2 separate regions of the Mus musculus genome follow, and region 1 is linked to region 2. The links are chromatin contacts, found by Hi-C or POLR2A ChIA-PET in ENCODE. All regions are on one chromosome and are shown on one strand. Each heading gives the region's core, a stretch centred on a gene start or an enhancer-like site at or near the end of the contact. The rest is flanking DNA. Distances are from core to core; before and after follow the strand shown.

Region 1 (3,145 bases), core at 460-2,959, 84 kb after region 2:
CATAGAGCAGTGGTCCTCAGCCTTCTTAATGCTACAACCATTTAATATAGTTCATCATGTTGTGGTGATCCCCAACCATAAAATTATTTTCATTGCTACTTCATAAATGTACTTCTCTCCTGTTATGATTTGTAATGTAAATATCTGGTTTGCAGAATATCTGACATGTAACCCCAGTGGAAAGGTCACTGACTCCTCCCCAAAGGGGTTTCGACCCACGGGTTGAGAATCACTGCCCTAGAGACAGCCTCTGGAACTTTCATTGACTTTGCTCAGTGTTGAGTTCTGGGGCCTAGTATACAGTAGTTATACAATAAATGCATGCCAGTAGTGCTGGAACCTAGCCTTGGGGCCTCCTGCCATCTACTCTGAAAATCTGGCTATATAGGAACCTCCAGCAGTAGGGCCTCCAGTTGTGGGGACCAGGTGTCCCTGGGCTGCAGCCCCAGGGAATGTATAAACAGAAGTCTCACTGCGTACAGATCTCAGGGCCCAGTTGAGAGACCCCGAGGGACTGCACGGGCTCTAGGATGCACGGCTGAATGTTCTGAAGTAGAAATACAGATCAGAGCACACTCCTCAAGTGTGCAAAGGACTGGATGGCTGACGGTTCCAGAATGAGAGGTCACCCTGGGAGTGCGGGTGAGCCCTAACACCGTGCTTGTCTTATGGGGTAGATGGGTAGACTCCGGAGCCTGTAGCTTGCTGGTTAAGAACTGATACAGAAAGACAAAGTGCAGACAAGAGGGGAGGGTGCTCGTTGGGCGTCTCCTACATGACCAATTAAAACATAACTGGGCCTGAATATAAAACAGACAGTGTATGGGTGCAGAGGCAGAGGAAAGTGCCTGGAGATAGATAGCCAATTAGGGGAACAAAAGCCTCTTTAGCAAGGCGAGACTAGGCAGAGTCAACCTCAGCGATGAATGTTGAGGGCTTTTAAATGGAGACTTGGGAGGGGGTTGCATTGGCTGGAAAGAGAGGGATCCTGTCTCTGAGAGGGGTGCCAGTACCTCCAGGCCACAGGTCAATCACTTCACCTCCAGGCTCACACCCTACTCCAGAGCTCCCTCCAGAGGGGTGAAATTGAGGCCCAAATGACTCCTGGGAACAGGAAGCCTGGCCTCTGTAGAATCCATGGAATCCTGAGATTCATCAATGGCATGCCTGCTTGTATCTACTTAATTTTTCCCATCTATTTATTCTGTGGTGTGTGTGTTTCTGTCTTTGCATACGTGCCTGCGCCACATCAGGTCTGCAGAGGTCAGAAGACAAGTTGCAGGACTCAGTTCTCTTCTTCCAAAATAAGGGTTCTAGAGATTTCTACAGAAATCAGGTCCAGACCTTGCTGAACCCTGCAAGCCAGTCTTTTAGTGGGGTTCAGGGAGCAGGCTTTCAGTGTGTAGCCCACGATGGTGCAGGTACCTTTAGCTCAGATAAGAAAGGCAGGTTGTAACTGTGAGGCGCAGCAATAATACAAGGTGCAACCTGATAACCTCTACCTTCATTCCCAGTTAGAATCTGAGCTCTCAGCAGAGGCCGCCTCTCAAGCCCTCATCGGCTCTTCATTGGTTCTGTGCGCTATCTCTCCACCCCTTAGGCTTCTGCGGACCAATCAGATTCTCATGACTGACCCGCCTTAGCCGCCCCTCCCCCTTACAGGGCGCAGCCGAGGCGCGAGCTGATTGGCCTGCTCGGGAGGGAGGGGTAGACACGTAAGGGGAGCAGACCTCGTGTCCAAAGTGGGCAAAACGGTGACCCAGCCCGGAACTAGTGACAGTCCAGTGGGGGAGAGTGCGCTGAAGGGACCTAGTGGAGGGACTTGCTGCACTCGAACCTGGTACCGCCGGGTAAGTCCAACTGCCCGTCCTTACAGACGGAGGAAACGGAAGGTTTGCGGGGTGTCCAGCTGAGGAGGGGCTCCAGTTGGTCTCAGGATGGATCATCAGGGAGGAACTTCAAGCTTCTCCAGAGCTAAGTTTTGTATCAGCCCCAGGAGTGGGCGATTCTCACGCCCATTTCTTCCAAGAAGAAAAGCGTCCCAGAGACACAGAGCTTAGAAATCTGGGTTCCTGTAGTGGTGTGCAGTAACCACTTGCCCAATTAAGCAACCTCATCCCCAGTCTGTCCGCAGGAGGTCACTTACCCCAGCCTAAGACAGGTTTCCTTTACTGAGCTGAGGCCTCCTTCCAGGACCCCCACGATGTCCCGAAATCTCTCTGCAGTCTAGACACCCTCTTCACTTTTCACACGCGCGTCCCACCTCCACTCTTTCATTGTCTCCCTTAGATTGGTTATTTTCTGTCCCAGCTCTCACCCAGGTTCCGTTTCGTCTGCAGATCATACCTAGCTGGCCTGAACTTTTTCTTTCTTTTTTATTCTCTCAGATACTACATCTCGACTGCAGTTTCCCCTCCTCCCTCCCTCCCCAACAGCCCTCCTTCCCTCCACTGCTCTTTCTTTTCCGAAAAGGGCATGCCTGCCCTCAGACGCCAACCAAACATAGCACATCAAATTGCAGTAAGACTGTGCACCTCCCCTAGTATTAAGTCTGGAGAAGGCCGCTCAGGATGAGGAAAGGGTCCCAAAAGCAGGAAAGAGTCAGAGACAGCCCCTCTCCCACTGTTAGGAGTTCCACTAGAAGACCAAGCTGCACAACCCAAACACATATGTAGAGGGCCTATATCAATCCCGTGCAGGCTCCCTGGTTGCTGGTTCAGTCCCTGTGAGCCCCTATGAGCCCAGGTTAGTTGATTCTGTGGGTTGTCTTGTTGTCTTTGACCTCTCTGACTCCTGCAATCTCCCCCTCTTTTCTGCAGGACTCCCCAAGTTCTTCCTAATGTTTTGATTGTGGTTCTCTTCATCTCTTTCCATAAGTTGCTGGATAAAGTGTCTCTGATGACAGTTGGGCCAAGCACCAATCTATACCATTAGGCATCTCAATTTTAAAAAAAATATTTATTGCTGCCAGGAGTGTTTGGTTCTATCCTAGGTCTCTGGGCTATCTAGCCTCCCAGGTAGTGGGTTGGGCTCCCTCTGGTGGCTTGGGTCTCCAGCTGGGCCAGTCATTGGCTGGCTACTCCCACCATTTCTGGGCCACCTTTACCCCAACACATCTTGTGAGCAGGACAAGTTGTAGGTCAGA
Region 2 (2,867 bases), core at 363-2,862:
ATGGTTCAGCGGTTAAGAGCACTGATTGCTCTTTCAGAGGTCCTGAGTTCAGTTCCCAGCAACCACATGGTGGCTCACAACCATCTGTAATGAGATCGCATGCCCTCTTCTCGTGTCTGAAGACAGCTACAGTGTACTTATAAAGAAAAGCTGCCGGGATTGGCCAGGTATTGCTGAGGACAGACATGGAATGTTTCTGCATAGACAGAACCAGGCATGAAAGAATAGGTATTTAACACTGCAGCAGTACATTTTTAGAGAGGTCTGAAAATGGTTCATTGGGCACTGGTGTTTGTGTGGGACACGGTCAAGAAGAGTAATGGAACCATCTGCCATCTGAAGACTTCACGCCAGAGCAAATCTTTAAAATAGTTCATGCATCCATTTAAACAACAAGTCTTGAGGACTCAGTGATTAAGAGCACTTGCTGCTCTCGCAGAGCACCTGGGTTTGGTTACCAGCTCATATGAGGCAGCTCACAGCTGCCTGAAACTCTAGTTTCTCAGGATCAACGGTTTCTTTTGGACTTTGCATTTTACATGTTAACACAACACCCACATACATCATAATTAAAATTAATAAATCTGAAGCCAGGCGTGATGGCGCACGCCTTTAATCCCAGCGCTCGGGAGGCAGAGGCAGGAGGATTTCTGAGTTGGAGGCCAGCCTGGTCTACAAAATGAGTTCAGGGAGAGCCAGGGCTACACAGAGAAACCCTGTCTCAAAAAAACAAAAACAAAACAAAACAAAACAAAACAAAAAAACAAAACAAAAAGGAGTTGCAGAGATGACTTAGTGGTTAAGAGTTTTGGCTGCTCTTCCAGAGGACCCAGGTTCTATTCCCAGCACCCACATGGTGGCTCAAAAACTGTCTAATTGAATCCAGGCACCAGGCAGGCACATAGCATTCATATATATATCCAGGCTTAAAAAGAAAGGAAATTAAGAAATTAAGAAAGCCCTCATACATATTACAAAAAAAAAAAAAAAAATAAGTTGGGACTGGAGAGAGAGACGGCTCAGAGCACTGGCTGCTCTTCCAGACAACAGTGGTTCAATTCTCAGTAGGCACTATCTGTAACTTTAGTTTCAGAGTATCCAACAAAGGCGTGCGCCACCACGCCCGGGAAAAATAAATAAATCTTAAAATCAATTAAGCTCCACTTAATGTGAGATCTGGAATCCTCAATATTTGCATCCACAGGCTGAGGCTGGAGGATCCCACCTCGAAATCTACTAGACAAGGGCGCAAAACCGTTTTTTTTTTTCAAAATATGTATTAGTGCCCACCATGCGCTAAGTGCAGACTGAACAGATCAGGGTGATGCGATGGGAACATAGCTCTAGGAACTCTCTCTGCTTTTGGATCCTCACGAAAACCGAGTCACCGAGTTCCGAAAACTTCCTACCCCACCCCGGCGCCTCATCACGGTACGCACCGCGAGAACTCGCCGGGACCTTCAGACGAAGAGCTCCGAAGGTTCCCGAGTCAAAAAGACTCGGAGGCGGAACCCAAGGCCCAGAGGAAGCTGGGTAGCCGAGTTCAGGCGCGCCACGGGAGGAAGCGGAAATGCGTTGCCATTTTAAAGGTGTCGTCCCGCCTCTCGTGTCTCTCTTTCCGTCTCCGGCCGCCATAGGGAGAGGAGGTGAGTGTGAGGCCTCTGTCCGTCCCGCGTGGCCGCCATCTCGCTCCCACGGCCTCGGTCTCCTGCCTGGGCTTTCTCTCCTTGTACCCAAGCACCATTCGCTGCCCTCATTCCCCACCGGAAGTGGGGCCTCAGCGTCCCTTCCCCCTTCTAAGTCTCCGCGGTGTTAGCTCGGCCTGCCTCCTTTGCTCACCCTTTCCTCGGCCGTGTAAAGCTCTTGCTCGCTTTTTCCCAACGGTGCTGCCGCTTACCCAGCCGCCTGTCCACGGCCTGCTTCTTTCTGACATCTTTCACACCCCCCCCCCCCCCGGCTTCTCCCCAGCCGCCGCCATGTCCGCGCATCTGCAGTGGATGGTCGTCCGGAACTGCTCCAGTTTCTTGATCAAGAGGAATAAGCAGACGTACAGCACGGTGAGTCGGGCCCGCGTGTGAGGGGCACTGTGGCTCTTTTGCGTATCGGAGCCTCCGGGCCTTAACTTAACATCGTGTACACCTATTCCCCAGGAGCCAAATAATCTGAAAGCCCGAAACTCCTTCCGCTACAACGGGCTAATTCACCGCAAGACCGTCGGAGTGGAGCCGGCCGCCGATGGCAAAGGGGTCGTGGTAGTTATGAAACGCAGATCCGGTGAGCCTTTGCACACGATAGCGCTCCCTTTTTCCAGGGTCCAGAACTGCCCTTCCTCTGACTTCCCGGCTGTGTAAGGTGATCTTTAAATTAAGAAGTGTAGAGAGAAACTTAAGTACAGTTTCTCTATGTAGACCTCAATGTCCTGGAACTCTACATCAGGTTGGTCTAGAACTCAGAGATCCACCTGCCTCTGCTTCCTGAGTGCTTGGATTAAGTGCATGCGCTATGTCCCTCCTGTATCTGGGAGGTTCCTAAAGAGGGATGGGATTTTCCCGGGCTTTAAGACTTACCTGTGACAGTCACCTAAGGGATGTACTGAATGGGCTGGAGGGAAGATGGGGTGAGCATGGTCTTCAGAGAGGCTCTGTGTTCCATCAGGCAGATGCTCTGAAGGGCTCATGCAGATGGACTGATTCCTAGGCTTTCCTTACCAGGTCAGCGAAAACCTGCCACTTCTTATGTGAGGACCACCATCAACAAGAATGCTCGGGCTACCCTCAGCAGCATCAGACACATGATCCGAAAGAACAAGTACCGCCCTGATCTGCGTATGGTGAGTAATGGATGGGTACTTAAGGCAGGGGGGCAGC

What was found. A loop is a pair of places that touch in the nucleus more often than their neighbours do. ChIA-PET counts read pairs that join two places held with the same protein, here RNA polymerase II (POLR2A).
Region 1: POLR2A ChIA-PET joins it to region 2 with 26 read pairs in embryonic stem cell. The contact joins the promoter of Isoc2a here to the promoter of Rpl28 in region 2. A Hi-C loop is called at or near these places in 1 of 37 maps with a recorded cell type or tissue (mouse trophoblast stem cell). POLR2A ChIA-PET finds 5 or more read pairs at or near these places in 5 of 5 experiments (Patski and embryonic stem cell).

Annotation. Positions count from the first base shown.
Region 1 is chr7:4,875,344-4,878,488 of GRCm38, forward strand. Isoc2a (isochorismatase domain containing 2a) reads left to right here and starts at 1,710. Exons shown (of 6, transcript NM_001101598.1): 1 at 1,710-1,850.
Region 2 is chr7:4,791,353-4,794,219 of GRCm38, forward strand. Rpl28 (ribosomal protein L28) reads left to right here and starts at 1,613. Exons shown (of 5, transcript NM_009081.2): 1 at 1,613-1,646; 2 at 1,969-2,057; 3 at 2,151-2,274; 4 at 2,712-2,830. The coding sequence starts at 1,977.